Linked DNA regions of Mus musculus: regions 1, 2, 3, 5, 6 and 7 are each linked to region 4. Evidence: chromatin loops called from intact Hi-C (ENCODE). Cell type or tissue: heart. All regions are shown on one strand. Region 1 holds the start of B130024G19Rik (RIKEN cDNA B130024G19 gene). Region 2 has its middle 120 kb from the start of Gm44689. Region 3 has its middle 8.7 kb from the start of Gm29683. Region 4 has its middle 33 kb from the start of Gm36260. Region 5 has its middle 11 kb from the start of 6030442E23Rik. Region 6 has its middle 42 kb from the start of 4930441H08Rik. Region 7 holds the start of Gm44689 (a long non-coding RNA gene).

Evidence for each region. A loop is a pair of places that touch in the nucleus more often than their neighbours do. Peaks named below come from ENCODE experiments on the same cell type or tissue, not always from the same donor. Only the 100,000 strongest peaks of a DNase experiment are listed, where the experiment ranks them.
Region 1: a loop joins it to region 4, with 4 times the contacts of the local background. A loop is called at or near these places in 6 of 42 quality-filtered maps.
Region 2: it touches region 4 in a loop (2.7-fold over the local background); 6 of 42 quality-filtered maps call a loop at or near these places.
Region 3: it touches region 4 in a loop (13-fold over the local background); 12 of 42 quality-filtered maps call a loop at or near these places.
Region 5: it touches region 4 in a loop (2.6-fold over the local background); 4 of 42 quality-filtered maps call a loop at or near these places.
Region 6: it touches region 4 in a loop (11-fold over the local background); 8 of 42 quality-filtered maps call a loop at or near these places.
Region 7: a loop joins it to region 4, with 2.6 times the contacts of the local background. A loop is called at or near these places in 4 of 42 quality-filtered maps.

The regions. Positions count from the first base shown.
Region 1 is chr7:70,362,608-70,366,607 of GRCm38, reverse strand. It overlaps B130024G19Rik (RIKEN cDNA B130024G19 gene), which reads right to left and starts at 1,225. Exons shown (of 11, transcript NR_045850.1): 1 at 1,117-1,225. It also overlaps a transcript of Nr2f2 not described here. In heart, a CTCF peak has its summit at 1,581 (motif pointing right); DNase peaks (open chromatin) are centred at 1,047 and 1,587; H3K4me3 peaks cover 3,465 bases; H3K27ac peaks cover 3,484 bases; H3K27me3 peaks cover 1,280 bases.
Region 2 is chr7:71,579,958-71,583,957 of GRCm38, reverse strand. No RefSeq gene overlaps it. Among named protein-coding and RNA genes, the nearest start is that of Gm44689, 120 kb to the left of the region's middle. In heart, a CTCF peak has its summit at 1,953 (motif pointing right); DNase peaks (open chromatin) are centred at 17 and 1,977; H3K27ac peaks cover 174 bases.
Region 3 is chr7:70,344,568-70,348,567 of GRCm38, reverse strand. No RefSeq gene overlaps it. Among named protein-coding and RNA genes, the nearest start is that of Gm29683, 8.7 kb to the right of the region's middle. In heart, a CTCF peak has its summit at 2,106; DNase peaks (open chromatin) are centred at 147, 857 and 2,247; H3K4me3 peaks cover 1,747 bases; H3K27ac peaks cover 1,912 bases; H3K27me3 peaks cover 2,899 bases.
Region 4 is chr7:71,410,844-71,414,843 of GRCm38, reverse strand. No RefSeq gene overlaps it. Among named protein-coding and RNA genes, the nearest start is that of Gm36260, 33 kb to the right of the region's middle. In heart, a CTCF peak has its summit at 2,480 (motif pointing right); DNase peaks (open chromatin) are centred at 2,523 and 3,173; H3K4me3 peaks cover 1,336 bases; H3K27ac peaks cover 1,653 bases.
Region 5 is chr7:71,225,896-71,229,895 of GRCm38, reverse strand. No RefSeq gene overlaps it. Among named protein-coding and RNA genes, the nearest start is that of 6030442E23Rik, 11 kb to the right of the region's middle. In heart, no CTCF peak of the experiment used is centred here; no DNase peak of the experiment used is centred here; H3K27me3 peaks cover 308 bases.
Region 6 is chr7:71,865,248-71,869,247 of GRCm38, reverse strand. No RefSeq gene overlaps it. Among named protein-coding and RNA genes, the nearest start is that of 4930441H08Rik, 42 kb to the left of the region's middle. In heart, a CTCF peak has its summit at 1,939 (motif pointing right); no DNase peak of the experiment used is centred here.
Region 7 is chr7:71,702,383-71,706,382 of GRCm38, reverse strand. It overlaps Gm44689 (a long non-coding RNA gene), which reads left to right and starts at 306. Exons shown (of 4, transcript XR_003946799.1): 1 at 306-413; 2 at 3,865-4,000. In heart, a CTCF peak has its summit at 1,907; DNase peaks (open chromatin) are centred at 682 and 1,522; H3K4me3 peaks cover 991 bases; H3K27ac peaks cover 1,558 bases.

The sequences.
Region 1 (4,000 bases), 1.0 Mb after region 4:
TTTTCAATTGGAAGGGTGTTTTTAAAGTCTCCTCTTTCCAGCCCCAAACAAGGTGTAACAACGCACTCTTCCTTCTAAGGCATCAGATGAGAGACAAGGATCACTCCAGACAGCTCCTACCTACGGTTTGGGGTTTTTTTTTCTTAAAGGCGAGGCTTGCATTCCTCAGCAGCTATGTACAAAGCTCCCTGAAGCTGTCTCTCTCTCTCTAAAGTTAGTGTGCAGGCTTTTCCAACGGCTGAGAGCGCCTGGTACACAGGGAAGCAGTTCCTTGAGGTGGAAGATCTCTTCTTTCACCTTTCTTTTTCCCTGCAGACTAATGCCTACTTTTTTATCAGTTTGCACAATCGCTTAGATAAACACCGAGGAGGAGAGTCTCTTTAATTATCAAAGACACATCTTTTCAGGGGGCCAACAAAGCATTTATTTCACCCGCCAAACTAAAGGAGAGTTATTCCAGTTTAGAAGGAAGATGCAAGCGGTTTGGGACCTTGAACAAGGCAAATATGGTTTTGGTATGTTTGCTTACTGTATTTTTTTCTCTTTCTCTTCTTTCTCACTTTTCTCCTTGTGCTGTGTGGGGTTGGGGATGACTTGGGGCTTTTCAGAAAATCGCTTTGCTAACGTGTATGCAATGCCTCGGACTGTGGTTGAAGGGGTCTGGGGGAGGGTGGGGGCAGTCAATTCAGTGCGTTGCCATATTTTATTACATGTATGTGGTAGCAGAGGTGGAAGGGGGGGATACAATTGCAAAGCTGCCAAAATATGATTAAACCGAAGCATAAAGACTGCGGTTGCCTCCCATCTCCTCGTCCTGTCTTCTCAAACTCATTTCCTTCCATAGAACTGACTGAAAACCAATCCTATATGCCTGGTTTTCCAAGCAGCAGATTGTCTAGGTTTGCTAGCGAAGGGGCTGCTAGGCTGGCTTTGGGTATCAGAATTTCCTGTTCGATTTGCCTCTGCGCTTCATTTTGCAACCTTGTGCAGCTGACATGCAGGCAGGCAAGCAGGCAGGCAGGCAGGGACCAAAGCCTTGCCTGGCGCCCTCGGCCGCGGTTCCGGAAGGAGAGCGCTCTGTTAAGCTAGGAGAATCTCAAGGAGAAGGGTACTCACCATCGGGCGGGGTGGTGAAGCTGGCGTGCGGATTTCAGGCAAACGTTTACCTTTTTGCTGTCTATTGCAACTGCGCCGGGCTGACTTTAGAAGCAATTCTGTGCTCTGTGCAAAATGTTCATGGAACGGTTCCTCATTAAAAAAAAAAAAAAAAAGCCAGCGAGAGAGACGACAGAGGCAGAAAGAAAAAAGAGAGGAGGGGTGAGGGGGACGCACATAAACCCAGTTTCAAAAAAAAAAAAAATCATCTCTTCACTAGAGACTCCGGAAACGTAGAGGCAGCGAGATCCCAGCACAGTCCAACCAAGCCACAACCAAATAATTTTCAATCCTGAAGAATTATTCAGATTAAAATGTACAGAAGTTTCATTCTCCTATGCCTACGTGAGCCCCAAGTCGTTTCCCTTTAAGGGCTCCTTTTCTTTTAAAGTTGGATTTTAGGCAGCAAGGACTCTTACACTAGGGGGCAGACAGATACTGCACTTACTTCAATCTTAAGCAATTTTTTCCCTCCCAGCATATGCTCTGATTTAGCACTGTAAATTTTTCAGAGGACCCAACTCTGACAGCCCCTGGTGATTTTCAAAGTACCACAAGCCAGTGGTTAAAAATTGCATTGACTTGGAAGTTCAGAGGGACACAATGGAAGCCCCTTCTCTATTCACGGAGCTCCAGTGTGGTGGAAGAGAAAAACACACACGACTAGATTGAGGGAAAGGAGAAATTCAATGGATCCTGGATTCTACTGAGCTCAGAGTTAAACTCGGAATTGCTGGGGTCTGTATTCATATTGTGATTTAATCTGTAAAGAATTACAGACTAGCCAACCACTTTCTGCAAGGAAACCATATTCCTGGGAGCTGAGGATATATATTTTTTTCATATTAAGACAAATGTTTTCCCCTAACTTTGACCAGTCAAATAAAGCTTGCCACCATTCTCATTAAAATAGATTTACATTTGCAGTAAAGGGCTTGGCTGAGTTTTTAAAAATAATAACATATAGAGTTGTATCTTTTAATTTTAGGACTTTTAAATCTTAGAGTTAAGACAGCTGAGCATCTTTAAGAAGGGCATTTAAAAATATTTTTGCTCCTCCCCATCCCCAATTCGGCTGTCCTGTCTCTTCATTCTCTCAGTAAAATTAATTACAATTCATGTGGTGATTTTTTTCCCTTCCCTTTCTAAACAGCATTTCTATAGCTAAATGAGTCCTAAAATACAAAGTGAAGCACCTCTAACTCTGTGGTAGTTATGTGCCTAGCTGGCTGTAATTCTACAATTCATATATACATATATATATATATATATATATATATATACATATATATATATATTTGAAGTCTATAATTTCTTTAGCTTGAAAAATGAGGAACACACACACGAAGCTTCTCCTCAAAAATCACCTCTTCGTGTGTGTGTGTGTGTGTGTGTGTGTGTGTGTGTGTATGTGTAAAAAGTAATCTTGACATGGAAATGGCTGCACTGGAGAGGCAAGATTAACATTTCTCCATAATCAATTATGCTCATCTATTAAGTCGAGATGGGGCTACCTATTAAATTTCCTGTGTCAGCCTCAGTCTCACTATATGCTGAGCTTGCCTCTAATCTGACATTTGCAGTATCAAATAATTCCTTAAATCAGAGAAGTTTTTTTTAAAGACCCACAATTCTCTGAAATGACTTATTTTCTATCTTTCTTATTCTCTGTAGGAGAAAGTTATATGGTGTCTCTAATCAGCCAGAAGTGCTCAGCCTAGCTTTACTCTATGACCACCTTATTACACACCAGGTTTATGATAGGCTAGTACCTGCTATAGCTTGTTATTTCTTAAAACATTCAAATAATCACAGCACCTGCCGCTGTAGTGCAATATGTGAGTTCTGTGGAGAAAGGGAAGGCTGAGAAAGATTTCAGGGTGAAGCTTAAATAGGATTTTTTTTTCTCTTTGCCAAAAAGTCAGCGTCTGCCTGCCCATATCTTTCTGCCCTCCTTGTCTCACACTCTGTCTCTATGTGCAAAAGAAACTGCCCCGAAAGCGTGGTTTTCTCATGTCAACTGTATGTTCAGTTCATTTTACTAAAGTAAAATTTACACTGCCAAATTTCTGCACTACCAAGGATGCTTCCTAAAGTTGTTGTTTTACTCTTTGTGGTGTCTTCTTTTCCCTCTTGTAGCTCAGCAAATTTTATGTTAAAAAAATAATTTAATTGTTGGTAAACCTGTTTGACTTATGGATTTAGTTTTGTCTTGGTTCAAAGTATTCCCTATTAAAAACAAATTTCTCATACAATTATGGAATTCTCACAATCAACTAGCGGGTCTAAATCAAACAGCAAGTTTAGTCAGTAGAATATAATGTGTCCTGGAGGTTGGTTATAGAACTATATATGCTTTATGGTTAAAACTGAGGCACAAAGTCAAAGATACATCAATATCATTGGTTTGAGCGTCTTGAGATGAATGACACGGACAGTAGGGTTTGTTTGTTTTTCCTGCAGTGGCTGAGGTAGACTATGGCGTGTTTGTGGCTCTTATGAGTTATGCTGGTATTATTGCCATTTGGAGCAGGCTCGCTGGGTGTGTTTTAATGACTATATGAGTATTTAAAGAGAATTTGAACAATGAAGTCCATATTCAACTGTTCTATGACCTAGAAGCGTCGTCTTGGACGTCTTTGTCTGGGTACATTGACAAATGTGCATCTGATACATGTGCGTTTACATGTGTGTACAGAGGGTGTGCACAGGCAAGGCTGAGAGGCTGCCTCCGCCTGTCCATCAGCGGACAGAAAGGTCTTTCTCCCTCTTTTCATGACCGGGTGTGTGACAGGTCACTGGCTGGCCAGTTAGCTAAAACCAATAAGAGAGGATAAAGTTGAGA
Region 2 (4,000 bases), 170 kb before region 4:
GGCTATAAAATCCCAGCTGCATTTGTCCTTGGGTGGGGATGGGAATGGTTTGTTAGTGTAGCCAGAGACCCAGCCCTGACCTCTGCTTTGGCCCTGTTATAGCCATCAGGCAGCCTGATCTCTATCACTCTACTTGAGTTCTTGCCAACTAGATGCAGAGATGAGCCATTGTAGTTGATTACGTGGTTCAAACTTAGACTGCCACCAGTAGAGGAAGCTGCTATTTAATTGAAGTTCAAAGCATCCAATAGGACTGGTCATTTTGTTTTGTTTTAACACAGAGGAGGTTTAGAAAGTAGTTCAGTACAAATACACTCAGTAGAGTTTGAAGGACAGAATGTTCTTTTGGGAAACTGTTTTCTTATGCCAAGGCCAACATTAAGAGGAGCACAGAATATTTTGCTCATCAATGAGTAAATTCATTATTATGTTTATTCACTTTTTTGTCCAGGTTTTAATTCAATCTTTACTCATAGCCTTCAAAGTCAAATATGTGGTACTAGAAACATGAAGAAGACTAAGGCATTCCTTTGCTTAGGGAGTTAGAGTTTAACGAGAGAAACCTAGAATATGAAAGGATGAATATAGAATGGAGTGGGCACTGGTCCAGGAGGACACAGAATACAATAATAATGGTGTTTGGGGTTGAGCCATTGTCTGGCGACTGAGTCTATAGTTGGATAAACATGACTAAGGGAAGTATGGGTAGATTAAGGAAAGGATAGACACCGGGGTAATTATCTGAGGAAGGAAGACTGTCTTTTACAGCCCTATGAAGAAAGGCTTTCATAAAAATTACATGGTCAAATTGGAACCCGGAGAAGCTGGGCATGGGGAGGTCAGGTGAGGCTAGCTATGGGAGATAAGAAGCACAGACTTTATTATCAAGAAGCCACTAGACTGAGTACAAGAAAATGTCAGTTCAACATGAGAGGAAGTTCAGTTGAGAAATTATTTACCCAATGGTGAGGATACATAAACAAGCACAGAAAAATACACTTGAAGAGACTGATATTAAGGAAATGTCTCTAAGAAGCCAAACTTATGACAGGTTAGAGATAATTAGGAAAGAGAGTGGCAGGTCAAAGATGCTCACAGCTGTGTCAGTTTGGCAACGATTGAAGAAAGAATAATAGACACTGTATTCCTGAAGAGGAGTAGCCATGCTACAATGGGAAGAAGGGAGTCCTTGCAAACTGATGGGTGAAGATGGGTTGTAATGGATTACTTGCTTGATAATTGAAAAAAATCACCCAGAGATTCCATATGCCAATGTAGAGAACACAACGTAAAAGATTGAACTAGAACATGCCAGAATTTCTACAAATTCAATCATAGAAGGGAAGTTTCAAAAATAATGTATTTGATTTTAAATGGGCTTCATTAATTCATTAATGTATTATCAATTAACTTATCAAGAAAAATTCTTTTAACATTTAATATAATGGGAAATAACTAGGGATCAAGAAGCGATAACGCATGGTCTATAGGGGTAAAGTAGCATCCACAGTAGCCCACGATTTTATAGTTTGAGAAAACTTTATTAGAACACACATCTATATTGATTCAGTTAAATGTTGCCTATGGCTATTTTGATGTTCAGTGGCTCAGATGAGAAGGTAATTGTAGAGATTGCCTGATTCAAAAAGCTATGTAGGAGAACAGCAGAAGATGCTCCCTCTAACAATCAAAGAAATGGGAAAGCCAATGGGAATATATTTACCTGAATTAGGAAATTGGTATGGTTCTTCCTGTGTCACTGAACCAACTTGAAGAAGGATGCTTAAAATGTTTTAGTAGAATATTTGTTCACTCCATCCACCTGTTGCCGGCACATGAAGGTAAATGGTGCATGAATGGCAAGGAATAGTCAGTACTGGAGTGTGGATGGCCTATGGAAAGGGTCACTGGAACCCACAGACCTAAAGCAAGGTCGGGGAACCCTAAGGAGCAGCCACAGGAGGGCAGCAAAGTCACATGATGTTAAAAATAGCTCCTTGGGAGCAAGAGAGGCCAGCAGTGTGCCTATTTAAAGAATTATCTGGAATTTAGTGTAATGCAGCCGAAGATCCAATGGGAGTTGCTTTAGCATGACTAATAGTTTCCCCTGGATCAAATTAGGAAGTACTCAGAAATAAAACTTTGCACTTGAGAGAATCCACATATTTGAAAACAAGAGAGAACTTTGATTATCAGATGATGTGTCAGTTAGTTCCTGGAGAAGGTGTGTGTATGTCCACTTAAATAATGAATGTCCCCATTTTATCTGAGTCCTTCAGAAAATGGCATAAGCACACTACCACCATAATCCTGCAGTGAAAACAAAATCTTCTTATAATTATTTTACAGCAACAGTAGACATTGGACATTGAGAAACAGCATCTTTCTTTCTCTCTCTCTTTCTTTTTTCTTTTTTTCTTTCTTTCCCTTCTTTTATTTCTATCTGTCTGTCTGTCTTTCTTTCTCCCCTCCACCACATTTACTTATTTTGTGCTCTGCTCTTGCCAAACATTGAATTTGAGAAGGGGAATATAGCACAAGATTAAAAAGAGAGTGATGGAGCTGTTTTTTAATGTTAAAATCATGCTCACACCAAGAATAAAAAATACCCATAGGGAATAGATCCTGACTTTAAAAGATAGTTCTGCTTTTATTTCTGTTCCTTGCTTTGATTTTGGTCATATGTCATGCCACATTTTAATTTGAAAATGTAGACAGACATCTAAAATCTTTGGCTTGGAAGGACAGAAGATCAAAGTTTTAATGTAGACAAATGTACTTATTCCATTTTTTAGACTTTATTTTGAAATTTTATTTTCAAACACTGAGCTTAGAATCAATTTTTATAACCTATTTAATTGAACTTATATACCCCTCCAAAGTTGACATGGGTCTTAGAGGTGACAAGCCAGTTCTTGACAGAGGCATGCCCACCATTCAACCTTCCTCAACCCGTTCTCATCTCTGGTGATAGTCTTTGTTGGCTCATGGCGGTGCATCTATTAAATGCTTGCTGAAATAATTATATTTTGAAAACCCTTGATATTTAGGAGGAAATTGATGACTCTCTAAATCAGGATCAACTTTGACCAGATCTTTCCAACTAAGAAGAAGTGATGACTAAATAATTATAACAGTTATAAGAATTTTTTTTCTTTGATTATGACAATAGATAAAAGCTTACACATTGGGAATTAAAAGGAACTTTAGTAAAAAATAATAATTAACTTTGTAGGGGTGTATGTATGTGCTAAAGGGAGAAGGCAGAGAGATAGAGAGTGTAGAAAGTAAGGGAGGGGCTGAGACAAATGGAGCCCTAGCAACTTTTGAAGCAGCAATAGAAAGATGTATACATAAATGTACAGCTTTAATAATTTATAGACTGTTTTCACTTACAGACAATTCACTAGGCTCTGCCCAATAGTTACCTTGCAAGAGCTTGCACTGCTGCTTGCTAGCATTGAGCCAGGCATATAAGAAGACCTCTCTCTCTCTCTCTCTCTCTCTCTCTCTCTCTCTCTCTCTCTCTCTCTGTCTGTCTCTCTGTCTCTGTCTCTGTCTCTCTCCCTACATGTTCCTGGCTCATCTCTTCCTCTCTTCCTGTCTTTCTTCTTGTCTTCCTGTCTTCCTCACCCTCTCTCTGCCTCCACCCTTTTCTCTTCCCCAAAATAAATCTTTATACTGGTCTTGTGCTATGGCATGATTCCCCACATGGGACACCCCTGCAATTATACCCAATTGTGCCTCATTATAACATATAACAGTCTTTATAGAAAAAAAATGTACGTAAGTCTCTAGCACAGTTGAATTCTAACTACAATTCTCCCTACTTGCTTCACTTTAAATAACTGTTCCTGTGCTGTGCAGCTTCTGCAACCTCAGTGCCCTGAGCTTTGCTTCCCAGGCCTTTTATCAGGTTGTGGATGGTGAAGGATGAATTTTCCAGGTAAGGTCTCTGAACATATATTTGTATTGCCGCATCTGCGACACATGTGGATAA
Region 3 (4,000 bases), 1.1 Mb after region 4:
CAGTACAATGTCACTTGTATTTATTTTCTTATGGCAACTTTGAGATAGCGGAAGTGCTCCTTACCAGGAGCCAGGAAGGGCCGAGAGTTCGGTCCACTACGATGGGGATGGGGTCGGCAGCGTGTCCCCAGGGAGTGAGAACAAGCTGAGAGCCATCACAAGGCTGTCGGAGTAGAGGCACTGAGCTGTTAGGGACAGGGCTCTCTAGAAAGCGTTAGGCCCTATAATGTCTTGGGCACCCCTTCAGGCTCAGCATTCTGAGTGGAAGTGTGTGTGTGGGGGGGGGGGCTAGCCCAGGACAAGTTCTCAGTTAAGAGAACTCTCAGTTAAGAGAGTCCGAGGCTTATAGAGGGTATCCAGAGTTCGTTTTGGTGATGGACAGAGAAGGAATCCTGCCTTCCAACTTGCCAGGTCTAAGAGCCCTCTAAGCCTGCGGGGATACCCTGCTGGATGGTAGAAACATCTGCTTATACTGCAAAAGGCCTGGCCTAGCTCTGTACTTATTTTATTGGGAGATGTGAGGCAAAGGGTGTCCTAAACAGGGTCTTAGGCCTCTGAAGTTCGGTAAGTCCCTCCTATTTCTTCCTAGTTTAGCTGGAGAGATCTGATAGAAAGTGAAGAGAGGGTCGGAGGCAGCGTGGGCATCCCTTGTGCTCTGGCAGAGAGAATAGGAGACCCCCATGCGGGAATTGATGGGGACAAGGAAAGGGAAACCCCGACCTGCTAGTGGGGCGGATGCTTCCCTCTACAGCCTGAGACTTCCCGTGGCTCTCGCCTTGCGCCTAGCTTCGTCAGGCAAGCCTTGTTAATAACGCCCAGGCTCGATGGCCCCCGCCCTCCCCATCTCTCCACGCTTCATCCCTCTGCCTTACCACCCCCCTCCCCACCTCTTCCTTCCTTCCTGCAAATGGGTGTTAACGTGGGTCTTTATGTTCTGTCTATAACTAGGATGTAATCACGCGCCCCATGCCTCTCTCTAAAAGCATTTAATAAATGTCTATTAAAGCGCTACAAATGTAAGATGAATTTAGTGGCGCGGCTGCCTCCCTGAATCCAAACGGTAATGATGGATTTATCAACGGGGATTCGCCTTCAGCACAGCGAGGGAGGTTTACTCAGCAAATACGTCGGCGAGCACCCACCCAAATACAATCATTTGACCCCCTGCGGGCGTTAGCCGCTGTGTCCCTTCCCAAAGCTAGGCAGGCAGGTCAGGGTCGTCGGGGCCAACTCAGACCCAGGAGGACCAGAGGGGAGGTCTCATCCATCTCCTGGTGTCTAAATCCCTCCTCCTCTGTCAAAGGCCTTGGATCTTCCTCTCTTGGAGAGTGTGTAGGTACCTGGCCTACAGATTTACAGGTGGGGAGCAAAGGTTCTAAGGGCAGAATGAAGTGTGACATCACTGAGTGCTCCAGCATCCTTCTTGGTTTGGCAGAGATAGCGATTGCTCCTGAGTCTGCAATTGTGTAGCTTAAATGTTCTGGCTTTGACTAGATTCTCAAGGCCTGGGATGCTGTCTGACTGAGTTAGGGCACAGCTCTAGGACAGATGCCTCTGGTCTTCAGGCCTCCGGAGAGGCGAGTATGTCTATCCACCTTACCTCACACTCCTTAATCCCACTAAGACCAACCAGAGGTAGCCTTCAAGAGTGGGGCAAAACTTCTAGACCTTTTCCTCTAACCTGATCCTGTTCCTCACAACCTGACCCTGCCTTGTCCACCTGGTCATTTAAAGTTCTCTGGACCATGGATTTTCAGAAATTGGTTTGGGTTGTGATCTTTAACACCCACGGTCCCATGAACTACTATATTTTTATTCTTTTTCTTTTCTTTTCTTTTTGTCTTTTCTCTTCCTCCCCCACCCCCTTTTTTCCGAGGAGGGGTTAGTGCTGGCCTGTTCCATCAAGCCCAGTTCGCATTTGCGTTGGCTTCTGAATTCTCTTTCTTCTTTGGAAATTTCATTGAGATGTCTCTGTACTCCGCTTGTCAGTTATCTTTGTTCCTCTTAAATAAAGGGCTTTTAAATGGACTTATTGCTCCCAGCGTGGGTTCCTCTCTCTAAATGTTAGAAAATTGTGCCATCTACCCGCTATGCCGAGTACTGTCACACTTGGAGACCTTGGGGACCTCCGGACTGGCTTCAATGCTGCAGTGTCAGGGGCCGCTGCGGGCAGCAGGAGGAGGGGCGGCTCACGTGGATTTTTACAGCTCTCCGCCTGCAGCCAGCCCTCGTGGCCGCGACAGGGCATGGCCCGCGATGCGCGGAGCCTCCTGCTTTCTGGCGGCCAGGAACTTGGCTGCAGCGCTTGATCCCGGACCAAATCGCAGGCGTGGCGCCGGGGCTCTTCCCTTCTTCGTGAAGCTGTTGCCGGAGGAGGCACCTGGGTTGGCTTTAGACTGGGACAGCCACTATGGGTCACGGATAACAGAGGACAATGGGGCGAATAGGGCCTGTCCGGGAGGGGCAGAAGGAGGCTGTCGCAGCGCTGTTAAAGAGCTCTCGGCAACGGCAACGTCTGCATGGAGACTGAAGCCGGAGGAGAGCAAGAGCGGCTGAATGCCTTCCCACGGCTCTTGGCCAGAGAACTCCTGGCCCCGTAGTTGGGATACAACTTTCAAATTTGTTCTAGTCCTGTTCGAGAAAGGGCAGAACTTTCCTTAAGTGGAATGCGGTTTTGATGGAACGCTTCAGAACAAGTCAGGTGTATGGTGTGGGGTCTCCTCGCCATGACCCCTCCGGAGTAAAACACCACCCACAACCGCAGGTTATTTTGAATGAGTTAAAATGGATTAACAGTTTAAATTTTATTATGTAGCTACCCCTTTCAGATCTCCCCCCCCCCAATTTAACCCATTAGGGGTATTAGCTATGTTTTTTCCTTCCAAGTGTCAGTTGAGTATTTATGCTTTTGCAGAGGGGGAAAATCTTCGATACGGCGTATGGCTTTTATTACATGTTTCACACTGTTCAAGAAATGGAGTTTTAAGCAACATACAATTAAATCTATATTGCTGTTTGGAGGAGGGCCAAGGAACTCGGCAATCAATTAGTTTAGATCTTTTGATACTTGTTGCTAAAATACAAGTATAAAACTACAACCTTCAGGGCTAGCTGCTCCCCTCCTTTTAACAAGAAAGCAGGCTAGTTAGGAATGTCAGAAGGAATGGCAGTTGCTCTTGCCTCCAGTTTATCCTTTGAATTCTTCAGTGATACTCACAGATTTTTTTTTCTACTTCCTCCTTGCCTTCCCAACAGTTTCTTGTCTCCTGTTTTTAGCTTTGTTTTAGGATTTTGTTAATAAATTTACTTTTTAATTGTATTATTTACAAGTGACTTTTTCACTCATTACTTTCTTTTTCTTCTCCTGTAGCCTTACACCCAAGAAGGAAAACGGCTTAATATCTACCAAAGTACACTGTTTTCCCAACAAAGGCAAATTTTATTCTTTACAGCCAGTGCAGGGGGGGGGTCTCTCTTGTTTCTTTCTTTCTCTCTATCTCTCTCTCAAACAAAATAAAACAAAACAAACCCCACTATTTCATTAGTAATCATTTACATGGAGCAGAAACTGCTGCTTCTGTCAAAGTGTCACCATTTATGTCCCTGCCTGTCTCTGGGGCAGTCCCTTAGGCTATTGGTACTCTTTTTTGGCCTCCCTGCTTCGTGAGAATAAAGGAGTGAATATCTAGCCCAGAAGACAAAGAGGGGAGCCTATGGGGTCTCCATAGCCCATAAGTGGCTGCAAAGGCAGAGAGAGAGTTCTGGAAAGAGGGGTGCTGATATATTTTTAAAACCTTTCCCCTCAGCATGGTCTCAGCTCCCCCCATCCCCCACCCCCGCTTGTAGGGGTGGGGTCTAGGACAAAAAGTCCATCTCCACCTCTGTCCCCTTCACCAGCCAATGATAGCCAAACTATCACCTCCTCCAGCATGGGGTGTTTAGAATATCCCTTTCTTTCCAAAAAGGTTCAGAACCCGGTGAAGTGTCTGGGCAGAGTGGA
Region 4 (4,000 bases):
ATTTATTTTTCTTTCTTTCTTGGCTTCCTGGTTCTTTGACATCTAACAGAGAGAAGGGAGAGAGGAGGGCAAGAGAAGAGAGGGGAAACAATCATGAGAGACAATCACGTCTATGCCCATCGAGACTCCAGATTCCTTGGCTCTTTGAGATATAGTTCTTATAGGAAAATGAAGGAAAGGCGAAACTCAGGCTCTTTCTTGCTCTCCTTGTGCCCTGAAATTCGAGGTCAGTCTGATGTCTCCTCTCCACATTTCAACAGCTTCTTATGTGTGTTTCATATAAATTCTCAGCATGGTGGCTGTACACAGAATAAGAAACAGAAAAGAAAAAAAATTCTCCCGCACCCTCAACAGAACTGTTAACAAGAACACTGACACAGTCAGAGCTATAAATCACACTGATATTTGTGTATTCCAAGCATCTTTTTGTCACAGTTTATTCTTCTTCTGTTGAAGCAGTGCTTCATTCTCTCAGAACCCCAGGCTATTCTCGGGGTGCTGATCCACCGAGAATTTCAGGAATCACAGGCATGGACCACTGTCACCAGCTTTGTCCCATTTGTTTTCTGCAGAAAGTTAATTTTCTTTACTCATCTGTATATGTCAACTTAATCAATATATCATTAGAAAAGCCCAACCTAACATCTCAGTTATGGCAAATAGAGAGTTCCACCTCAAATCCCCAACTGGAATTCCTTGAGGCCTCCTTGATTAGCACTGAAGTTCTAATCACAACCTTCACCTCACAGGCCTCGCTGAAGAAAGAACGGGAACAGCCATTTTTAACCTTTAATTTCCCTCTTCTGGTAATTCCAGGGCACTCACTTAAGAAGCTGTTGCGATTCATATTCCACAAGCCCCATTCCCTTATCTATAGACAATATATGTTAACCACTGAGATATAATATCAATGCAGGCATAGATTTTTGAACCCAATGTCATCATTTCAAACTACCAAACAGCTTTGTTTTTTCCCCTTAGTTTATATGCCCAATTTTTTAAAGTATCTATTGATATAGTACAGCAAAAGTGTCCACTGAGCATTAAGTGCTGAGTGTGGGAAAGTGTGATCAGGGCTGCTAATGGAGGTTTGTCACTCAGTGGGTTGGTGTGTCCTCGTGACATGAACGAATTATTCCTAAGTGTTTTTCATTTGTATTGTTAGCTACAGACTAACATAGTTTCGCCTTTCCTTCATTTTCCTATGAAGTTAATATTAACCCACTGAGGTTGAGCTGGTAAGATACTCCACAGAGTTTGAGTTTAATATTTTATGTAGGTTTTTGGCTTTATGGACACACTTGTGACACCATGGACTTAAATAACAATACACTTATTTTATACAATCAAAAATTAAGTGTAAGGGCTGGCAAGATGGTTGAGTGGAGAAGAGGAGCTTGCTGAAAAATCCCAGTGAACTGAGTTCAATCCGCAGAACCCATGTGGTAGTTCGCTTTCAACTTAGAAGGTGCTTATTCCAAGCTCACCTAGGTAGCAGAGAGAGAAGGTCTCAGGACTCAGAGGGCATCAGGAGAGAGCGACAAAATGAGGATAACAAGCAACCGTCTAGACAGACTTTCCCTGGAACACCTCAGATATTACTGTCTCAACATTTCTTTTGCCGATTCTGCTGAAAAGAAGGTATTACAATTTCGTTGGCATTGGTGACCTGGCATCTCTGAATTATTTCCTGCTTTGGTTTACAGAGGAATAAGCCTGTAATTAATTATATATCAGAACATGAGAATCGACCTGGCAATAATGTACAGGCTAAGAACGTTCTATTTACATATGTAGGTTATTTAAAATATGTCTTGTTAAATAAATATTTAAAATCCCTCCTTATTTGGCTTATAAAGTGTTCGAAAAGAGGCTGCAGTTTGACTTTACAGAATGTTCAAAAGTGAGAGACTTGATCTAGACAATTGTCCATGCCCAGTTAACATCACCTCCTATCCTTGCATAGCAGGGCACACAGAAAACATTCTTAGTAAAAACAACAACATCAATTATTTACATCAGCACTGAAATGTATACTAATGGGAACAAGTTGGTCTTCAGGAATTCATATAACTTATAGAACATATAAGTACAACAAGGAGCCTAGGTATGAATGAACGAGATGCCCAACAGTGGATAGGGTGTATGGAAAACAGTGGTGTCACAATAAAATGTTCCCTCTGTGGGTAATTTCCTTCTTGTATATATCTAGATTTACTTTTAAAGGGAAATAAAATAAAATAGAGAACCAAAAAGAGATTTTTTTTCATGCCCGTCAAATCAACAAGACCCTGGTAAGAAGAACAGACACAGGACGTGACAAGGTGGGAAGATAAGAGAGTCTCAATGATACACAGGAGGGATTCTGCTGGAATTGATGAGGGCGCCCTGAAGTTAACTTTCCTCCAGAGGGTTTGCCTCTAACCGCCTTTGGTCCCTGCAGAACGGTTCTGTGAACATGGCAGCTGCGGATCCACCAGGGGGAGCAGTTCGCCAGCACAAAACCAACCTTCCCGAAGGAAGCCGCTGAAGTTGGCTCTTCCTCTCAATTTACACAGCTGACAGGACCCTGATTTTATCAGTTCTCCTAGATGCAGCACGCACATACCTGGAGCTGATTCCCTCCAGCCAGCCTCATGCTACTGGGATACGATACACCTCACAAACTCATGATCACAGGCACGCTTTTCCGTGCATAGCAGCCCTTGTAATGTACCTCGCCTTTTTTTTTTTTTTTTTTTTTTTTTTAATAGGAAGTAATTTGGGCTCAGCTTCCACACCATCTTTTAAGGAGAGAATGAATAGTTTATCAAACTAGTTGTTCGGCGTGGCATTAAAGTGTGTGAGAGTCTCCCTCAGGTCTCGAAGGCAGGTATCTACTGGAGTTTACTGATAACCCGGTTTCTCTCTTCAGCAACCCCCCCCCCTTTTTTTTCTTCCTTTAACCAAAGCCCTGGGGCTGGGAAAGAAAACAGCTGTCAGAGAAAGGCTGGTGTCGGTGATAAGCCTTTTGTGTGCAAGCTCAAACTTTGAGACCAGCCTGTCCAAACAAAACAGCTGTGGTCTTCAGTGTGGACGGCAGAGTACACCAAGTCTGTTGGTGAAGGGGGGTTGGGGGGTTGGGGGAGGCAGAAAATATGCCGGTCCCTGAAGCATTCTGTACATGGTTGCACAATCCATGAAGGAATTCCCAAGGGGAGCCAAATTTTATTTTTAGTAGAGGTCAGTCCTCCGGTCTCTATCCTAATCCTCCATTGTGGCGCTTTAGCACATTGCTGTTACAATAGCCCTTGATGCTTGAGGTGGAAAGCCTGGCTCCTGGCTCCGCAGCTCTGGCATGAGGAAGGCGGAGGAGCCTGGGGGCTCATTCTAGACTCCCAAGTCGCTAGTGAAACTGCTCTCGGGGACCCTTGTTTCTAGATCAATCTGCTTCAAGATCCGCCTCTTTCTGTTAGTCACAGAGCCTGTGTCAAGAGCCTGTAAAGAACAATGTAAGGGACGCCAAGGCTACTTTGTAACCTTAGTCTGTGCACCCGGCTCTTAAAGCCACTAAGTGAAGCGAAAGTCACTCTTTTTTTTTTTTTTTTTTTTTTTTTTTTTTTTGAGAAACAAGCAAACAAACAAACAAAAACCCAACAGACTGTTTCTGGAACTTATCTGCTTTCGTTCCCTCATTTGTCCCTCATGGGCAACTCTGTAGAAAGCAAGCCTGCAGCTGACATTCAGGGAGTAGCTGATACCACCTTTCTACGGGGGTTAGTGTCCCTTCTAAGTAAATCAAACACAGGAACTAACTTAGGAGCATTTTCCTTCAACCTTTCTGTTATTATACATTCTCATAATTTTCAAATTGACTTCTGAATAAACCACAGAGGGGGGAAAATCATGATTCTCAGGTGATCTTACGTATTTAATCTGTCGATTGTTGTTGTATGTTGTTTTTTAAGAGGACCAGGCTGAAAGAGCTGAAATCATTTCGGGCAAAGTTTTATTTTTGGTA
Region 5 (4,000 bases), 180 kb after region 4:
AGCGGAATGACCACAGCACTCCCTAAGGTCCAGAGCAAAGAATCTCCTTCTCCTCCCACATCCCGACCCCTCAGGAAAAAAAAAAAAAGATTTCCCACTAGAAGCTCAAATAATTACAAACATTCTTTGGACAGAATACAAAATTTGGGTAACAGGAGCTTGGTTTGCAGAGGGAGAGTGTGATTCATGTGTATCGTTTGATTGTATATTATCTATGAAGCTATCAAATTTGGGAGTTGACTACACATGATAATGGGTACAGGGGTGCTGTGTGTGTGTCTGTGATACATGTTTCCTTTGATTCTCTCTTTGCTACTTAACTTTAGGAAGAGTCCTAAAAAGAGACCCAGGCACTGCCAATCTCTGAAATGGAGTCTTGCTTCTTAAACCATGTCTAGGTAAATTACCTTTTCCGTGTGAGCATTTCCTTTGAGGAGAATCCTGAGGAGGAGCCTCCAGGGAACAGGCTAACTTTTTAATGGCTCTCTCAGATTAAGAGGAAGGAAATATGAAGTCCTTGGGGGAGGCACTTCGCTAGGCTGTCTGCATCCTGTAATTCTTCCTGAGTCTGTGAATCATACTTTTAAGACTCCTTTTCAAGGGCATTTGTCTTCCTTGAAGAGAAGTCCAAAGCCGAGAAGATGAGGTTTAAAATAGATCTCAATCAAGCTTTTGCCATAAAATCAATTGTGGGGGTCTTGCTGTCTACCCTAGGAAGGTTGACTCTGGTTACATACATGCCTTCTGTCACCATGGGGGACACTGCATAGGATGGTTCTTTAGCTTCCTTTGAGTTTCAAAATTTGCCAATTTTCTGTGTCTTCTCTGTTTCTTTGAGCTATACTGCATACAATTTCCCAGTCACAAGCTGCACTGGAGAATGATTTCCGGCTTGCAGGGAACACTGGAAGGGCTGAGTTGTTACAGCATCATTCTTTGAAATCACTTTAGGGAGAGGTCTTGCTTTTAAAACAGCATTCTAAATGAAATATCCAACAAGCAGACAATTAGAAAGCACACTTATACCAATTCCACAAAGCCAGCAGCACCTTTCTAAACAATTTCTGCCATGACTGGGCTTTATCATAGAGTGAAGCATTAGGTCACTCAAATTTCTGAAGAATTAAGGAGCAACAAGAACACAATTCTTAAAGGTCTAGGGTGTTACAATAGCAACAGCTTCAGCAAGAAAGCGCATTTTACTGAAGCATGAATTTTAATCTTTAAAGAAAGCATTAAAAGTCAAAAAAGCCCGTTGAAGTGTGACAAAGGACAAATACAAACAATATGGAACAGCAACAGAGCACACAGCACCAGCACTGAGCATGCGTGGAAACTGTGTGCTATGACCACACACCACCTGGCAATGGAGGTCATAAATGTGCCCCTTAGATGTTGGGTATTAATGATAGGACCAGATGTTGTAAAATGGCAGGGGATAAAACTTTCCATTCATCTCAACTGTGTTATTAAAACTAAAAGTGCTCTGAAAAGTTTTGTTATTGCTTAAATCCAAAATAGGATCACACAAAAATGAAGTTAGGCTGTTTTTGAGTAATTGGATACGCATAGTTGAGTTGGACCCTTTGCCACTCCCAGTTCTGTAAATTCTTATCCTAAGAGTCTGCAGGAACCAGGTTGTGGTTAGGTATACCTGAACACCAGCATCACCCAACTTGAATTCATGTGTAGCAAAATGGGATTGATCAGACAAGGTTGTACTTGTACACTCTGTGTTTCCTCTCTTTGCAGCGGTGTTCACTGTTGCTTAATGAGAGATGACTGGGTTCTAATCAACTCCACTAGTGATGGGCATGGTGGCTAACATATGGATATGTGCATTTTTCAACTCCAAAATACTAAGAGTTCTGGAAGGCAAAGAACATCTCATTGCAAGACTTTTGGATAATGATAGTGTCTCAAATATATTGAAATATATACAAGGAGGAAGGAAGAGATGATCAAAGACCACTTAAGCTCTGTTTTAGCCCTTTCTTGATTTCTTGAGTCTAAGCCTTGATTTTCCATTATTTTAATGGTCACTCCTCATTGAAATTTATTGTCAGTGTAAAGTGGGAGAATCTAGCAATATAACTGTGAGTCGTACTTATATATGCTTTAAAGAGTTTTAGCATGAGTGCTTATGGTTCACAGTTTGTTTCCATAGCTTCTACTTACAGAATATATTAAAAAAAATACATCTTTCTTTCGTGGTATTCTGGGTAGACAAGTAAAAATTGTGAGGCTAAATACTTAATGATTAGGGATTTATTGATTAAAAAGTGGGGACGTAAGTAGGAGAAAGAAGAAAGGATGAAAAGTAGGGAGGGAATGAGGAAGGGAGGAAGAAAAGGAGGGAGGGAGTGATGAAGGAAGGAGGGGAAAGGGAGGGAGGGAGGAAGGGAGGGAAGGAAGAAGTCAGGAATAAAGAAAGGAAGGAAGGAAGGAAGGGAGGGAGGGAGGGAGGGAGGGAAAGAAAAGGGAAGGGAAGGGAAGGAAAGGAAAGAAGGAAGGGAGGGAGGAAGGAAGGAAGGAAAAAGGGGAGAGAAGAAGGGAGGGAGAGAGGGAAGGGAAATATATGCTGATCTTTAAGATCTTTTTAAAAATGTTTTTCACTGTTCAAGAGATCTTATGAGAAAAAATGTCATTGGCAAATTTTAGTATTTTCAAACTAACGTGAGTACATAAAGGCATACATTTTAAATTTAAATCCTGTGGGAGCAAAATATTTAAATTTTGTATCTATTTTGTTTAGCTCTGATTTCTATAAAAATCTACTGCTTTATAACATACACCATCCCATATTACAGAGATTATAAATACAAATATTTTATTACTTATGCATAAAACATGATTTGTCTGGGATATAAACCACAGCGTTCTCAGGTACCACTGCTATTTGATTGTTCTGAGTATTGGCTTTCTGACAGGGTTTGGAATGAAGCCATTTTTATTAATTTAGTTATTTTTGCTGATATAAAAGCCCGTCTATCATGTTAATGATGTATCGGTCTGCGGTCCCACCGAACAATAATTACAGAATGTCCCTAATAGTAAATCATTTGTCACAATCACAGCTCAGTACAACAACCTTCTGTAGAGCAGGGAAGACATTATCTGAATAGCAATACACCTTTATGTGAACCGATTAGGAGGGATCTGGCCAATATCTGAGAGTCAACTTGGAAACATCTTTCCCAGGTCCCAGCTTGGGGACAGGAGATGCTGCAAGTTTAATGTCCTCTGGCATTGGCTTGAAACCAATACTTGTGCTCAAGAAAGAGTTAATGAGGGTTAATGCAAACCTAAGCCTAAAAGGGGGGTGGGGGAGAGAGAGAGAGAGAGAGAGAGAGAGAGAGAGAGAGAGAGAGAGAGACCTTTGAAAAGGAGAATTATTAGAAGTGCTAAAAGCCTGACCTCATTCCATGTTTAGCAAGAACTGAACACAGAAGACGCAATGCTCAAAAGAGAGAAGCTGAAGCCAACAAAGGGCAGAGCTCTCTGAGCGAAGGGTGGATGATTTTACCACAATGGGGATCAGATTCTACTTTAGAGGAGTCCCAACTTCAGCTATCCTATCTATATTTATAAATCATAAGAAAAAAAGAATATTTATTGCAGGATTATACACAGGGCCACTTGGGAGAAGAAAGACTTTATTTACTAGATAAATAAAGTTTTCCTTTTTCGACAGGATCGAGTGGCAGGTATAGAGAGAGGCTTCTCCCCTACTGCTTCCCTTCTGCCCTACTTAGGCATGTGTGGCTTCTCTCCTGTCAGGGCGCATGAGGGTCTTCCCTGGGCACAAATGTTATTACTCAAAGTCTAGACTTTCATATCAAGAAGTGTTTTAAGTATTTACTATAATGAATCCTTTCATGCTTCCAAAAACATAGTTCCATTTTAAAGATTAGGAAACTGAGGCACAGAAAACCAGAAGCCAGATATTTGCAGATTATACCAGAAAGTGGGGAGTAGGGGGGTTCTTGGGCTTAACTAA
Region 6 (4,000 bases), 450 kb before region 4:
AACCTCGTACCTGAAAGGTGAAAATATAAAAGTTATCCCAACTCTTCTGATTTCCTTGTCACATATTTCATTGTTGTTTGCTCCCAGAGAGAGCTAAAGACTTAATTTAGTGGTATAGTTTAGTGAATTTAGTGGAATCTAAAAATGATTCAGGTATGTTTATACCTAGCGGCAGAAATGCACCTTTGGTTTTTAGGAACATAAACGTTGCTTCTAAGTTCCTCATTTTACAGATGAGTAAGGTGAAGTTGGGAAAATGGTTTTAATAAGATCCCTAAGTGGTAGAGTCCCTGTTAGGGACTCATGCGGCATATGTCAGGCACCTCACCTCTGCAGAAGACTTGCCGTGTTCACGTCCTGATTCCGTGTGTGCACAGCAAGCTTTCCCTGCAGAGTCAAGTGTGAGGTCCTAGGATCCAGAAAGACCTACGGTGGAGAGGCGTTCACTAGAATACAGAGTCCCAGGGGCTCTAGTCCCCACAACCTCTGTGGTGGCTAAGTGAAATACCAGAGCCGCCCCACCCCCCTCCACGCCGCTTTCTCTCTTGTTACTAACCTCGGTAAAGATCCACTTAGCCCACTCTGTATGATGTTGTAGAATATAGACCTGTCCAAAATGCCCCACTAGGAGAGGTCCTTCGAGCACTGCTCCCATTTCCCCTCTGATATTTAATATGTTAACTGCAGACTTAGAACTGCCTCTGCTTCTAATGACCTCCAAAGAAAAGTGGGGTGAAGTGGACAGGCGCTTCACCTGTGGGTGAAGTCCTCGAGATGAAAGCATCGCATAAGTTGGAGCAGTTGGGTTTGGCTCCTTCAGACAAGAAGGCAGGCTGGTAGGGAAAGTAACACCTCATTCCCTTGCTAATTCTGGTCTTATCTTATACTCAGTGTTCCATAGAGCTTGACTTGAAAGCTTTCATTTAAAACCCAATTCATATGAATTAGTGTACTACTCAAAATGTCAGGCTGCTAATAGGACATACATAGCAACTGGAAATTGAAATAAGTGCATTTTAATAGAGCTCGGGATTAGGATTTCCTCTATCTGTTTGACGTAGTATCACAATTATAATTGAGGGTGAATTTTTTTTCCTGTTGGCATTAATGATCCTCGCTCCAGAATTATCAATCATCCTGGATTCATTTATACCACTTCTCAGAAAATGATGAAGACGGAGAAAGTCCAAAGCTCTTGCTTATGGAACCAATTCGGAAGATGACTTCATTTGATACTGACAGATACAAGGAACGGACAGATATAAATCCATCTCACCAATGCTCCTCCCAACGAGCATAAACTGGGTGCCTTTAATTATGATGTCATATATGGTGATTTTCATCTCCTTGCAAATTACATCTATTGCATTGTTTGGTGTGTAGGGATTTGTGCTACCATGCAAAGGTGAAGGTCAGAAAGCAACTGTAGTAGTTCTCTTTCCACCCTGTAGGCCCCAGGAATGGAACTTGGTTGTCAGGCATGCATTTGGCCCTGAGCTATCTCACGAGCCTTTAGCTCTTTTACTTCAATTTAAGAAAAGTTTTAGATGTTCTCCTCTAAGTATGGCTAAAGGGAGACATTTCCTCCAAAAGGCTATAACAGCCATGGCAAATGACTCAGCTTAATATCCAAGTGGAAGAAATGAATGCTTGTTCATACTTCGGCTTGCTTCATTACTTCACCTGGATTTGACATGACTTCATTACTTCACCTGGATTTGACATGACTGTTTCAAAGAAAACATACACACACACACACACCGCATTACAGTCTGGGATATGAGGAAAGTTAGATTGTTTACATACAGTCACATTGGTTTTGAATATGAGAAACATCTATATTAGTGTAAATTTCCTAGGCTTATGCCTATGATTATTGATGAAACAACCCAGGAACGTCTTCTTCAGGTTCTCCCAGCCTGTACCTATTCCCTTCAAGCCCAGTAGAGGGCAGTCAAGTTCCATGGTTCAAGCGCAACTGCTGAGGCCAGGGTAAGATTTTCAATAAATCTCAGTGATTGGAATTAAGTTTTCCTTTAATGGTATTAAAGGGCACTCAGAATTACCTGAAGATTTTTTCCCTTTTATTAAAAACCTTACAACCTTTGTGAGAGGGACATGTCCCATGAAAGAAGTGAGATGGTGGAGGTGTTTGTCCCCCCCTGTTCCTAGCTGATGAGTCTCATTCCCAGAGGCCTTGTTTAATAATGAGGAGGGGGTGCTAAGGGAGCCAGATCTCCTGCTTTGACTTCTAATGTTGTATAAAGGAAAGGAATAGTGGGTGCAAGCAGGGGCACTCATCAGACTTTATCCTCAAATGAAAGAGAGAGGGGATAAGCTAGAGAAGGAGGGGAAAGTTGGAATGGATTGGATCACAATAGAAAACCAGTTGGAGGAACTTAAAATCTAACATCATTATAGATATACATTTTGGTAGTAGAAATATATATATATATATTTTTTTCAAAGGTAGAACTCAGGTTATGAGAAGACTGCCATGCCCCTCCATAGAAGTCTCTAATCAAAAATAAACACGGAAAATCAAAATCAATGTTCTCTTTTTCATTAGCAATAAAGCCAAGGATTAGAAAGCCCGACTCCACATAGAAAAATAGAAAGCCAAAAAGCCAGATGTGTTTAGATGGAAGTTGGAATATTTAAGAATATTCATATATATATATATATATATATATATATATATTACTCTCACACACATGTGTGTATATATATGTGTTGGGGGGAGAGTTACAATGAGGTTTAAAATCAGCCTTAATTTAAATATGTGGGAAAGATGCACATTTAGGGAGTTAAAAACAACCACAAGAATTAAGTATAATTCAGACCAGTTTTGCGTATGCATGTATGTATTTTAAATATGTTCTTTGTATTAACACTGTGCCTTATGCTATTTTTAGAAGCTTATTTAAGGAAACAGAGCTATCTGTTGCAAACAAAAATGTCCATACATGTAGAATATATCACATGTACATTTATGTGTATGTACATATCACAAGGTTCTGTGGATTTCTACCTGCCTAAAAGACAGCTTTCTTGGTGGCTAAGGCATTGCTGTCCCTCCCTAAGCTGCTCCGGAGGCCCGTGGATTAAGGAGGAATCCGAGTGATTTTCTACCTGACCCTGTTTTTTTACCCGTGCCCACCGTGCCTGAAGACTGAGCGGTCAGAAAGATCTGCCTCTGAAAGTGACCTTGCTCAGCAAGTTCAGATTGGCTCCTGTAGCAGTGCTGTTCCCAGAAGGGGCACTGCACATTGCCAAGTTGCGCTGCCTTGAAGATGGGTATGAGATCTGGATGTTGGGGGCAGGGGGTGGGATAAAAGAAGAAAGATACATCTTGCTGAGTGGCTGCGGCTGCTTATAAACAAACTTGGGCATTGTTTCTGGAGCGCTTTTACAGGGGAGAAGAAAGCTGGACACACACTAAGACTGGACTCCATTTGTGCTCTGCGGAGACCTTGGGGAGAGCTGCTTTTAACAGACTGGTTTGGTGGGGAAGATGATTTCCATCGGTTACTTTTAAAAGATACGTGCTATTTCAGCACAAAGCTGAGGCCCCTTAGAGCTGCACCAGGGATTAAGAAACTGCATGTATTTTAATGCCTTATGAATAGGTCTAGCTGATAAAAGAGGCTCTTGTTACCCCTGCTACATTTAAATGTGAAAAGCAGCTGCTTCTAGAGGGGAGGGGGCAGGCGAGTGGAGAAGAGACATCATTTTCATAGGGGTTTAATCTTCAGACTACATTGAAACCACAGAGTACCATTGGCCATTCTCTTCTGGGCGCCTCTAATCACTCAAAGATCTGTAAGATTGTACAGAGGGAAGGAGAGGGTGCAGAGGGCAGAGAAAGGGACCGAGTGTGGATCTCACTGACCATTTCCATCTGCATGTAGATTTTGGAATTCTGATCAAACTGCATGCGTGGTGCAGTGTCTTCTTCTTTTACAGGCTTTAACCCTGGAAACTTTAATGAACGTTCCAG
Region 7 (4,000 bases), 290 kb before region 4:
TATCTCAAGGACAACATATTTTAAGAGCCAGACAGGGAAGAGTGCTAAGAAAAGCTATCTTCTTACTATGAAGCTGCAATAGCAACCAGGAACAACAGCATTTGTGACTACCCACTGAACACAAACACACGGACACACAGAAGGACAACTGACAGACAGAAACGCAGTCCCAAGCACATTCCCATAAACATATGACAAATCATAGGGGAGGGGGCTAGATGAGAAGTAATTAGGTAGGTGGGATGAAAAGAGGGGGAGGAGGTGCGACTGTACTAGTAAATGTATGGCTTTTTTTCCCCCTCTAGCACTCAAATAGGTTGGATTTTGGAGAGCAATCAGACCAGGTGGGCAAAGTCAAGCTGAATACAGAGTGAAAGAGTGGGCAGAGTGGAGGTGGCCAGCCCAGTTGTCAGGTGTGTACGGTGATCTGGTTATGGACAGCTGGGTGTGACCAGAACTAGTCCAGTGTGGGCCAGGTGGAGTGATTAGGTGGAGTCCCCGGTAAGCGGAGGTTGGCGATCAGTGTGGGCGGTAATGCCTGCGGTCCTCGCCCGCAGGGCCGCTTGCAGACAATGGCTCCCCATCCTTATCGCTGCTCACAGGCCTCCCCAGAGCACAGCGGGCGGTGGCTCTCCCTCGGTCCGGACTGCCGCCCCGCCGCCCGCCGCTTCCTCCAGGCGACCTCACGGCCTGGGGCGCGGCGCGGACGGCCGGAAACGCTTGGTGGGATGGCGCGTCGGCGACACGCGCGGCCCGGCGGGGAAACAAAGGCGGGATGTGTGCGGCCAAGAGTCCGGAAAGCGGGCGCCGGCGGCGCAACCCCCGCTCCCCGCCCATTGTTCGCTGCGCGCGGCCACACGCGCCCAGGGCGAGCTAGCGCATCCTGCCCGACCTTCCCTGAGATGCCTGCCTGCGCTGGCTGCGCTGGGCAGGTGACATTCTGAGCGACCTTGTGATTTCAGAGCTGTCTTTGTCTGAGAGCTCCACATGGATGACTTCCTCTGACCACCATGCTGAGAACGGAGTGATGTTTCACTCCTGTTTTCCACATGAGAAGAAAAACCAACAAAAAACAAAACAAAACAAAAAACAAACTTCAGTAGAACAGGCTAGGTCTACTCCTGCTAATTCCAGGGTCCCAAATGAAACCATCTTCCACATGACTCCACATCTGAATTGCCATGGATTTGACTGTAGTTTTAAGTCAAGCATTGCAATAAAAGGAGTTTCTTTAGCCTGGTCCTTCAAGGCTGGTTATCTAGAAAGTCCAGTAGGAACCTAGAATTTCCGAGCTGGGATTTACTAATGACTTCCTGCCGTTTGCAAGATTGTCCTTTCCCCTATTGTTTTGGTTTCTGGCTGGCCCATTGAAGGAGAATGTGTCACTAATACAAAAACTAAGTGTTGTCTGTGGCAAGTGTTCAAGTCTAAGGCATAAGTAGATTGAGGACCAAGACTTTCAGAGTCAACAGATTAGTCAACCTGCAGTTTCCATCTTTTGAGTCATCAGAGTTGGCCTCCCCTAGTTAATCCACGAATGCACATATTTATGTGTTTTTTGACAACCTGTGCCCCCCGGGGGAATGAATTCTGGATGGTTGTTGATCCAGTCTTCCTTTGTTGTTAAGGCAGCCTGTGTCTCTTAGCACCTGAAGATGACCCTAGCTCCCTTGGCCTGAGGTCAATAAGGACCAAATTGCTCTCTTGTGGTACTGGATTTGTAAAGAAACCGGACTGTTTCATGCCAGAATTAGATGGAGCCCTCTGGCTAACCAGAAGAGGTTCTAAGGACTGGTGATCAAAATTAAATATAGTGAGCCTTGTGGAACATTGACCAGCTGAGGGCACGGGTAAGGAGGAGACACCAATCCTTTTCCTCGGGAGGTCAGAATGTTACAGAGAGGTTCCAGTGCTTCTAAACATCCTCTAGGAGGGGCTGTGAAGTCATTTATTGGAAAAATACTTACCAAGTCTTACTGTAGAAGATTCTGAGGAGAATAGAACAAAACAAAAACAAAACTGGAAAATTGTCTTAGATCTCAACCTCATGGTTTATAATCTAGTAGAGAATGTCAGAAAAGAGTACTTGATGTCCATATGCAAATAGTGAAGGCGCTGGCCTACAGGAGACGGTGTGCATGGCGGTGCTAAAGGGGCATTGCAGAAGGAAGGCTACCATGTGAGTAGTTTTTCCAAGAGCATCCTAGGCTTGGGAAAGATTATTTCAGAGTTGGCTGTGTGGAGGTTGGAAACACTGTCTGTTAGGAGAGAACTAAAGGACCCTAGTGTGGCTACAGCTTCTGCGTGTTTGGTGGAAGGAGTCCTTGGCTGATTCAGAAGCTAGTTTATCAGATCAGATCAAAGAGGGCATCTAGATTAGACTAGAGTAATGGGGATGACTAGAGATGGCAACAGATAATAGAAGAGGAGGATGGAAGAGGTGAGCATGAAGGAGGTTAGTACACAGAATGCGTGCGAGGGAAAAAGGATTTAACAAAAGTAGCCCCACCAGTTACTGGCTGAGCAGTTCCCTTGGAGCAATAATATGGAAGAAAAGGTCAGGTGGGGCAGTTATGCATTATATCTTGGGCACATGAGATGTGAGGTGACTTGAAGTGATTGAGATGTCATCAGAACACTGAGGTGGGGAGTGGGAAAGGAACAAACTTTGTTGGAAGACAGATGTCGCCTTCAATGTGACAAAGCAGGAATAAGTGGGGTGAGGACCTAGGTAGATTCATACATTTGGTAGCAGGGAGGCCCAGAAATGGGTGGCTTGAATACTTAAGGCTCAGAATAATTGATAGGGGATAATAACCAGTAAAAATTAAATATTAGGAGCTCATTTATTATAATATATAGTTTTTATTTATTGAAATGGAAAATCCAGATGGAAAAGAGAAGGGTAGTTGGTCAAGGAAATATGAGCAACTTAAGATAACTAAGAAGATGTAAAGGAGAAGAGAGACAGCATCATAGAATGAAGGGGGTCCAGCCAAGACTAGATGACAAGTGATGGTTAGGGGGCCATATGACTGATGCTCGCTTGGACAAGGACATGGCCAGGATCAAGACTGAGTCAAATAGTTATAGGAGTTATTGGAGAGGAATTAGTTAGGAAGTGAAGCCCCTGAGGTTTTGAATCTTCATCTTCACACATTTAAGGAACCTAAGGTAGCAGTAGGGCTTAGGTTAAAAAAGAAGAGGCTTCCAACTGGGGCCTCTCATTTTTGATGATGGATGGGAAAGAGAGACAGAGATGGGGAGGAAGAAGAGGTATCAACACATCTGTCAGCAACAGAGGCAAACGGGCATTGAGGAATCACCATGAGTGGGCAGAAGAGTCTGGGTGGGGTGAAAGAGAAACTAGAAACCTCTTCACCGATCTGCCCACTTCAGGCGTCCACCAGTAACCCTTGCTAATATGAGCAATTAGACCCGAAAGCACTTTCATCTCTGAAGTATTTCTGGAAAAAACATCTTTCCCACGTTGTATTTTTGAAAATTGACAGAAGTCACTGAATAGGTTAGCTCTCCAGAGGACTGTGTGGAATCTGTGAACTCCAGAGCCAGAGGAAAAAGCACTTAATACACAATCTGGCCGTTGGCTGTTATGGCTATTCTTAGTAAGATTTGTAAGCAGACCGCTTTTTGCTCAGAACGCATCATCTTTTTGATACACATGTACAACTCTTCATTTCTATTTAAAATGGGCTGGAATGCTATTTTTTATCTGACTATCCACCCCCTTGTCTATGCATACACACTGCAGTCAGTCTCCTGACTCATGTTGTACTCTCATGTCTTAGCTTTCATATGAATTTTTAGGGCACATTCAAGAGAAAATATATGTTCTTGCTGTAGGAGAAAGACTTCAACAATCTAAGAAAAAAGAAGGAGGAGGAGGAGGAGAAGAAAGAAGAAGAAGAAGAAGAAGAAGAAGAAGAAGAAGAAGAAGAAGAAGAAGAAGAAGAAGAAGAAGAAGAAGAAAATGGGCACC